Regions from separate parts of the Homo sapiens genome. Here region 2 is linked to region 1. A link is an interaction called in ENCODE POLR2A ChIA-PET data of the cell type or tissue named here. Cell type or tissue: HepG2. All regions are shown on one strand. Links, peaks and the distances in the headings refer to the core of each region. The heading gives the core; the rest is flanking DNA. Region 1 overlaps SAMD4B (sterile alpha motif domain containing 4B). Region 2 overlaps TIMM50 (translocase of inner mitochondrial membrane 50).

What was found. ChIA-PET counts read pairs that join two places held together with the same protein. Peaks named below come from ENCODE experiments on the same cell type or tissue, not always from the same donor. Only the 100,000 strongest peaks of a DNase experiment are listed, where the experiment ranks them.
Region 2: POLR2A ChIA-PET joins it to region 1 with 5 read pairs; 6 of 35 experiments call an interaction of 5 or more read pairs at or near these places.

The regions. Positions count from the first base shown.
Region 1 is chr19:39,375,451-39,379,834 of GRCh38, reverse strand. SAMD4B (sterile alpha motif domain containing 4B) reads right to left here. Exons shown (of 14, transcript NM_001384574.2): 5 at 3,946-4,185; 6 at 3,289-3,398; 7 at 3,044-3,130; 8 at 2,011-2,350; 9 at 1,246-1,331. Among named protein-coding and RNA genes, the nearest start is that of PAF1, 13 kb to the left of the region's middle. In HepG2, for the core only: no CTCF peak of the experiment used is centred there; a DNase peak (open chromatin) is centred at 1,664.
Region 2 is chr19:39,490,356-39,494,739 of GRCh38, reverse strand. TIMM50 (translocase of inner mitochondrial membrane 50) reads right to left here. Exons shown (of 11, transcript NM_001001563.5): 11 at 961-4,384. Among named protein-coding and RNA genes, the nearest start is that of DLL3, 6.4 kb to the left of the region's middle. In HepG2, for the core only: no CTCF peak of the experiment used is centred there; no DNase peak of the experiment used is centred there.

The sequences.
Region 1 (4,384 bases), core at 145-4,144:
CTTTGGGAGGCTGAGGCGGGTGGATCACTTGAGGTCAGGAGTTGGAGACCAGCCTGGACAACATGGTGAAACCCCACCTCTACTAAAAGTACAAAAATTATCCAGGCATGGTAGTGTGTGTCTGTAATCCCAGATACTTGGGAGGCTGAGGCAGGAGAATCACTTGAACCTGGGAGGCGGAGGTTGCAGTGAGCCGAGACTGCGCCATTGCACTCCAGCCTGGGCAACAGAGCGAGACTCTGTTTCCAAAAAAAAGATTCATTGCTCATCTACTCTGTGCCTGTGCCAGGCAATTCTGGGATGCAGAGGTGACCATGCCCAGAGAGCTTACAGTCTGGTTGTGAGGGAAAGATACATACATGATGATAACTGTGACAAATTATCCCTCCCTGAGGGAGAAGAACAGGAAGCAAAAGAAACTTAAATAAAAATGAGGGGTTGGTAAAGGTGTCCCTGAGGTATAAATGTTTGAACTGACAGCTGAGGGGTGAGGAGGAGGAAAGGGTACTGTTGCTGACAAAAGAGTATGTACGGGCTGGGCATGGTTGCTCATGCCTATAATCCCAGTACTTTGGGAGGCCAGGGCAGGGGATCGCTTGAGGCCAGGAGTTCGAGATCAGCCTAGGCAATAAAGCAATACTCCATCTCTAAAAAAGAAAATCGTCACGCCTGTAATCTCAGCACTTTGGGAGGCTGAGGTGGAAGGATCACTTGAGGTCAGTTCAAAACCAGCCAGGGCAACAGTGTGAGACCTCGTCTCTATTAAAAAAAAAAAAAAGAGAGAGAGAGAGGAAGAGTGTGTACAAGGGTTCTGAGAAGAAGCCTCTAAAGCCAACACTGGTAAGATACAAGACTGGAAGGGCTGGCATGTGCCACGTCAGGTAAGGCCCTATGGGCCACATACAACACAATGGTCTTGAGAAAGATGGGGCAGGCTTTCCCTCACTCTGTCGTCCAGGCTGGAGTGCAGTGGCGCGATCTTGGCTCACCACAAGCTCCACCTGCCGGGTTCACGCCATTCTGCCTCAGCCTCCCGCGTAGCTGGGACTGCAGGCACCTGCCACCACGCCCGGCTAATTTTTTGTATTTTTAGTAAAGACTGGGTTTCACTGTGTTAGCCAGGATGGTCTCGATCTCCTGACCTCATGATCCGCCCGCCTCGGTGGCCGAAGTGCTGGGACTACAGGCGTGAACCACCACGCCTGGCCGCCTTTCCCTTTTTGAGTATGCTAGGGAAGGCCTTACCTCATGAGTCAGGCACTTTTCGATGAGCTGGAGGTAACTGGTGATGTTCTCCTCGTCTGGTCGGGACACCAGCAGTTGGGTGCACACTGGGGGGACATGAGAAAGGGCAGGAGGTTAACCCCTAGTATGCCCTCTGCCATGTTCCAGCCTCCAGCTGGCTCGTGCACAAGAAGGAACAGGAGACTCAGGCTGGATGAATATCAACTATTAAGTGCTAGCCATGGTATTTGGGTTATCATGAGGATATACAACATAGTGCCTGACACAATCTTGTCACTACACACATTTTTAGCCTTAGAAACCTAAAGCTCAGAGTTGAGTCACTTGCCTCAGGTCCAGATCCAGATCTAGACTGATCTGGATCCAAGTGTAAAGTCTGCTGTATCATGCTGCTTTAGGAAAGGCTGAAGCTGTGATAAATTTCACCATCCCCATCCCCTGGACTTTGGTCCCCTCTGAGAGAAATCAATGGACTCCCCTCAACTGCTCACCCTTTACTACATGGAATTTCTTCTGACCCACTGCCCCATTTCTGCTCAGCCTGGAGACGCTTTGAGGGGAAGGGCTGTTATCCACCATCAGCCCAGACGTGCCCAAGGGCAAGGGGCCTTGTCACCCTGTCTTGGCTACTCTCTGTAGTGTTCCAGTCTCCAGTAGGCTTTACAAAGCCCTGCTCCCACCATCGAACTTGGATTTGATCCCTGGTGCTTGGGTTCACTTGGCTTTCTGCCTCAGGATTTCCTGCTAGGCTGTGGCTGGTCTCACCTTTGCCCATCACCCGTGTAAACTGGCTGGGGATGTCTCCGTCGGCGACGGGAGCCGGGGCAGGCTCACTGCCATCAGTGGGAGCTGGAGCTGGTGGAGGTGGGTAGTTCTCCACAGCTGGAGGGTCCTTGGCCTCGGTGCCTTTGTCTGTGCCGGGGTGGGCTAGGGGAGGCTCAGCACCTGGCAGCGGTGGTTCCCCCGGGGCCCCATCCTTGGCAGTAGGGGTGGTGGTGGCGGCAGCCACGGTGGCCTGGAGGACACTGTAGGCCTTGATGGGAGTGATGATGATCTGCTGCAGCTCCTGCAGAGCGTTTCGTAGGTTCCCGCCTTCCAGCACATCCTGGATGGGAGGACACAGGCTGGGGTCACATGCAGACCCTACAATGAGGGACAGAGAGTATCTACACAGAGAGTCAGACAGGGCTTGCAGAAGGCTGGGTAGGACCCTGGGTTCCAGCACATAGAGAAGGCATGTAAGGGTACTGCAAGCCCACAAACATATAGGTACACATTTCCTCTTTCCCATTAAGATGAAGTCCCACAGAACTCACGAAAAGCCAGTCTAATGTTGGAGTCTCAAGGACCCAACAAGGATAGAATCAGAGATTCAGACCTAGACACTGAGCAGGGAAAAATACAAACAGAAGGCAGTGGCAAGGAAACGGAATCAGATGTGGAAGGAAAATGAGTTTAGAAACAATCAAATGGAAAGAGAGATTGTACAGACAGAGACACTCTGCTCTACCAGAAAGACCAGTAAGAAATGGAAAAGCAAAAGGGGAGAGAAGGTGTAGAGTCAAAAGACAGAGATCCTGGAACCACAAACCAGGAAAGACAGGGAGGGGAGACTCTTAGCCACCAGCAAGTGAGCCTTTTGATGCCGGCTTGCATGTGGTCCCTGAAGTCTGGGTCCCTAGGGCTGGGAATTTTGGAGGCCACATCCGAGGAGTCTGGAGGCCAACTCAGGGCCTTTGGTCTACTGGTACCACCAAGTGGCTGGCTGGCCTTGAAGATGCAGAAACCAGGTCCTCACCTTCTCTAGGGACTTGAGGACGCTCTGTCTCTCACGCAGCTTCTGGATGCTCAGGGCTATCTTGTGGCGGGCACCTTTGGTGACGTTCTGTGATAAGGGCAGAAGGGGACAGGAAGCTAGAGATGTGAGGCTGAGATATTTGGGGGTACCCAAATAGAGATCAAGGAGACAGAGGAGGCTTGGGCTGCAAGGATGCCAAACTAGCGCTGCCCCCAGCACCTCCCTGATGGTCCCCTTGGCTTCACCTGAGACTCCAGGTGCTGCTCAGTCAGTGTCATCATCTCCTCGTAGCTCATCTGTGAGAAGAGGGCTGCATACTTGTGCAAACGGAGGCTCTTGAGCCATGAGGGCACATCTTTGGCAAAGGAGGGAGAGTGAAAGGTCAGGAGTTTGGCCCAGATTACCAGGGTAAAGGAAAAGTTGTGGGGATAAACCCACAGGAAGCCTCAAAAGATGCAAAAAATTGGGAGGGGGTTGGGGGGAGCTAAGGTTCCATCAGCTCCTTCTTCATCTGCCTAGCCAGACCCTCAGGCAGCCTTCCCTGGGAAGGACATCTGACCCTTCTAAGCTGCTAGGCTGGATGTATACCAGGATGACCTCACTGATTGCTCCAAAACTCTTGCTGGAACCTCTGTTCCATCACTTAGCTGTGTCCTGGCTTCCTTGTCAGACTGGGGTGTGTGAAGACAGGGGGCTCCTTCCCAGTCAGACTAGAACTTGTTAGGGTAGATGTGGGGTCTCTCTGCTTAGTCCTGAGCCCTAAAAGCAGGGACTATCTACTCCCCTCAGACATGTCCCCTCCTCAGAGGGGTAAGCAGGTGTCAGCTACAAGCTCCTTTCTGTCCTCTAAGCTCTGCAGAAGCCCCTGGAAAAGGGTCCTGGTGCTGCTGTCCCCAATGTACCTTTCATGCCACTGCCATCCTCCTGGAAGGTGTTCCGGCTGGAGCCCTGCTCCTCTGTCTGCTCACTGCCAGAGGAGGCCACGCTGCTCTGGGGCGAGAGAGGTGCGTGATCGGGCGTGGTAAAAGCAGCCCGGGCCCCAAGCTCCTCTGGACTCGGCCACTCACCAGGGACCTGGGGGCTTGTAGGGATGAGTGACATGGAGCGCTTCAGTGGGCTAGGGTGGATTTGGCAGGGGAGACCTGGCCAGAGTGGGAGAAAAGCAAAATATTAGACCTGGGGACCCAACCACAGGAGACCATCCCCCTGCCGTCAGTGCCAGGATGGCAGTTTGGCCCCATAACCTGCCAAGAGGAAGGGACCTGGGGTCCAAGGGTAACTGCCTACCAGATATACCTCATTCTCTTACCTCCAACACCCAACCCATCAGCAAGCTGTCAG
Region 2 (4,384 bases), core at 172-4,171, 110 kb before region 1:
GTCCTCTGAGTCCCCAGATCACTGCTGCTCCTTGCTATACTTTTTCTTTATGCATTTATTACCCTAGGAAGTTATCTGATCATTGTTTGTCTCCTCCATGAGAACACTGAACATCAGCTCATGACAGCAGAGCTTTGGTTTTTTGGTTTTTTTGAGACAGAGTCTCACTCTGTCACCTGGGCTGGAGTGCAGTGTTGCGATCTCGGCTCACTGCAACCTCCGCCTCCTGGGTTCAAGCGATTCTCCTGCCTCAGCCTCCGAGTGACTGGGATTACAGGCGCCCACCACTACGCCCAGCCACTCTTTGGTATTTTTAGTAGAGGCGGGGTTTCACCAAGTTGGCCAGGCTGGTCTTGAACTCCTGGCCTCGTGATTCGCCCACCTTGGCCTCCCAAAGTGCTGGGATGACAGCTGTGAGCCACCGTGCCCGGCCTGAAACCTCATCTCTCTTAAAAAAAAAAAATGCAAAAAATTAGCTTGGCATGTTGGCATGTGCCTGTAGTCTCAGTTACTTGGGAGGCTGAGGTGGGAGGATCACGAGGGCCCAGGAGGTCGAGGCTGCAGTGAGTGGTGACAGCGCCACTGCACTCCAGTGTGAGCAAGAGTGAGACACTGTCTCAAAACAAAACAAAAAGCCAGGCGCGGTGGCTCACGCCTGTAATCCCAGCACTTTGGGAGGCCGAGGCAGGTGGATCATGAGGTCAGAAGTTCAAGACCAGCCTGACCAACGGGGTGAAACCCCATCTCTACTAAAAATACAAAAATTAGGCCGGGCACAGTGGCTCACACCTGTAATCCCCATACTTTGGAAGTCTGAGGCGGGCAGATCGCCTCAGGTCAGGAGTTCGAGACCAGCCTGGCCAACATGGTGAAACTGTCTCTACTAAAAATACAAAAATTAACTGAGTGTGGTGGCTTTCATGCGCGTCCGTGTGAAGAGACCACCAAACAGGCTTTGTGTGAGCAATAAAGCTGTTTATTTCACCTGGGTGCAGGTGGGCTGAGTCCGAAAAGAGTCAGCGAAGGGAGATAGGGGTGGGGCTGTTTTATAGTATTTGGGAAGGTAATGGAAAATTACAGTCAAAGGGCGGGCAGGAGTGGGGGGTCGCAAGGTGCTCAGTGGGGGTGCTTCTGAGCCAGGAGAAGGAAATTTGCAGGGTTAATCACTCAGTTAAGGTGGGGCAGGAACAAATCACAATGGTGGAATGTCATCAGTTAAGGCGGGGCAGGGCCTTTTCACTTCTTTTGTGATTCTTCAGTTACTTCAGGCCATCTGGGTGTATATGTGCAAGGCACAGGGGATGCGATGGCTTGGCTTGGGCTCAGAGGCCTGACAGTGGCACACGCCTGTAATCCCAGCTACTTGGGAGCCTGAGGCAGGAGAATCACTTGAACCCAGGAGGTGCAGGGTGCAGTGAGCCGAGATCGCCCCACTGCACTCCAGCCTGGGCAACAGAGACTCCATCTCAAAAAAACAAAAAAAAAAGCACAGGTCCCCTCCCTCAGTCCTGCAGACTTCCTCAAGCTGGGAAGGACCAAGGATTTTGGGAAATAACTCCACCGGCTTACAGACAGTGCACCCCAGGACAAAGAGTCATGGTGTAAATTTTAATTATCCTTTGTAGAGGCTTCAAAAAAAAAAAAATCTAGAGTGCAGAGGTTCAGTCTGGTCCACACAGTTCTGAATGCCTTTTAATTATCATCACACACACCAGAGAAGGTCATCTTAGAATATTTAATCAGTTAGCACTAGATGAAGGCTGGAGTAGGAGAGACTGGGATAGTGGGGGGCAATGTGGGGATGGAGGCAGGGCGAGGGAGATAAAGTCAAACTGGTTTTTTTTTTGTTTTTTTTTTTTTTTTTTTTTGGAGACAGAGCCTTACTCTGTCGCCCAGGCTGGAGTGCAATGGTGTGATCTCAGCTCACTGCAACCTCTGCCTCCTGGGTTTAATCGATTCTCCTGCCTCAGCCTCCCAAGTAGCTGGGATTACAGGCACCCACCACCATGCCCAGCTAATTTATTTGTATTTTTTTAGTAGAGACAGGGTTTCACCATGTTGGCCAGGCTGGTCTCGAACTCCTGACCTCAGGTGATCCACCCGCCTCGGTCTCCCAAAGTGCTGGGATTATAGGGGTGAGCCACCGTGCCCAGCTAAGATATTTCAATCTGTGAATAACCCATATGGCCTGGTAACAGCAAGCACCTGGGAATATATACATATAACCCACATACGGACTGTCCCGTTCACTCCTCACAACCACTCTGCTAACATACTACCATCACCCCATTTTAGAGATGAGGAAACTGAGGCAGAGGTGCCTTGCCTAAGGTTTACATAGTTCCATTTGAGTGCCTACATGGGAGTGCTTCATTTGGTCCCCAAAGCTAGCCTGAGACAAGAACTTTCTTCTCCCCCCCCCGCAAGAGACAGGCTCTTCCCATGTTGCCCAGGCTGCTCTCCAACTCCTGGCCTCAGGCGATCCTCCCACCTCGGCCTCCTGAAGTGTTGGGATGACAGCCATGAGCCACTGTGCCTGCCCAGTTATTATTTTATAAATGTAGAAACCGAGGCACTGAGAGGTAAAGTAACTTGCACAGGATCACAAGCCAGCCGAGAAGTGGTAGAGCTTGGATTTGAACTTACACAATCTGGGACTCATACTCTTAATACACAGTGGTACTGTCAATACAGGAGACACATGTGGCTATTTAATTAAAAGTAGTTGGGCAGAGTGGCTCACTCCTATAATCTCAGCATTTGGGGAGGCCAAGGCAGGAAGATTGTTTGAGCCCAGAAGTTCAACACTGCAGTGAGCTATAGTTACACCACTGTGCTCCAGCCTGGGCGACACAGCGAGACCCTGACTCCAAAAAAAAATCTTAAGGTTTTTTTTTTTTTTTTTTTTTTTTTGAGACAGGGTCTCGCTCTGTTGCCCAGGCTAGAATTTAGCGGCACGATCACAGATCATCACAGCCACGCACGACCTCCTTGGCTCAAGGGATTCCTCCCACCTCAGCCTCTCACGTAGCTGGGACTACAGGTATGCATAACCTCGCTGGGCTCGTTACTTTGTTTTTTTTTTAGAGGCAGGATTTCACCATGTTGCCCAGGGTGGTCTCGTACTCCTGGATTCAAGCAATCCTCCTGCTTCGGCCTCCCAAAGTGTCAGGATTACAGGCGTGAGCCACTGTGCCCAGTCTCAAACAAAATTAAAAATTCAGTTTCTCAGTCACACTAGCCACATTTCAAGTGCTCAGAAACTTTATGTGGGGCCAGGCATGGTGGCTCATGCCTGCAATCCCAGCACTTTGGGAGGCCGAGGCGGGCGGATCACGAGGTCAGGAGTTCGAGACCAGCCTAACCAACATGGTGAAACCCTGTCTCTACTAAAAAAATACAAAAATTAGCCGGGCGTGGTGGTGTGCGCCTGTAATCTCAGCTACTTGGGAGGTTGAGGCGGGAGCATTGCTTGAACCCGGGAGGCGGAGGATGTGGTGAGCCGACGTCGTGCCATTGCACTCCAGCCTGGGCAATAAGAGCGAAACTCCGTCTCAAAAAAAAAAAACAAAGGTTTATGTGGCCACTGGCTACTGTACTGGACAGTACAGACCTAGAACATGAACCAAACATCACAGAAAGTTCCAGTGGAGAACACTGCTACATATCTGCCTGTTTTAGTTAGAAGCCAACATTTTATTTTTATTTTATTTTATTTTTTGAGATGGAGTTTCGCTGCTGTTGCCCAGGCTGGAGTGCAATGGTGCGATCTCGGCTCACCACAACCTCCGCCTCCCAGGTTCAAGCAATTCTCCTGCCTCAGCCTCCTGAGTAGCTGGGATCACAGGCATGCTCCACCACGCCCAGCTAATTTTGTATTTTTAGTAGAGATGGGGTTTCTCCATGTTGAGGCTGGTCTTGAACTCCTGACCTCAGGTGATCCACCCACCTCAGCCTCCCAAAGTGCTGGGATTACAGGCGTGAGCCACTGCGCCCCGCTAGGAGCCAACATTTTAAAATAGGGAGATTTAATATAAAAATCCCTATTTTAGCTGGGCACAGTAGCTCACACCTGGAATCCTAGCGCTTTGGGAGGCCAAAGCAGGAAGATTGCTTAAGACTAGGAGTTTGAGACCAGCTTGGGCACCAAGACCCCATCTCTACAAAAAAAAAATTTGTTTAAATTAGCTGGGTATGGTAGCACGCACCTGTAGTCCCCAGGAGGGTACTCAGGAGGCTGAGGCAGGAGGGTCACTTGGAGATCACTTGAGCCGGGAGGTCAAGGCTGTTGTAAGCTAAGATCACATCAATGCACTCCAGCCTGGGCAACAGTGAGACCCTGTCTCAAAAAAAAAAAAAAAATATTCCCAAGTTCTTGCTTCTT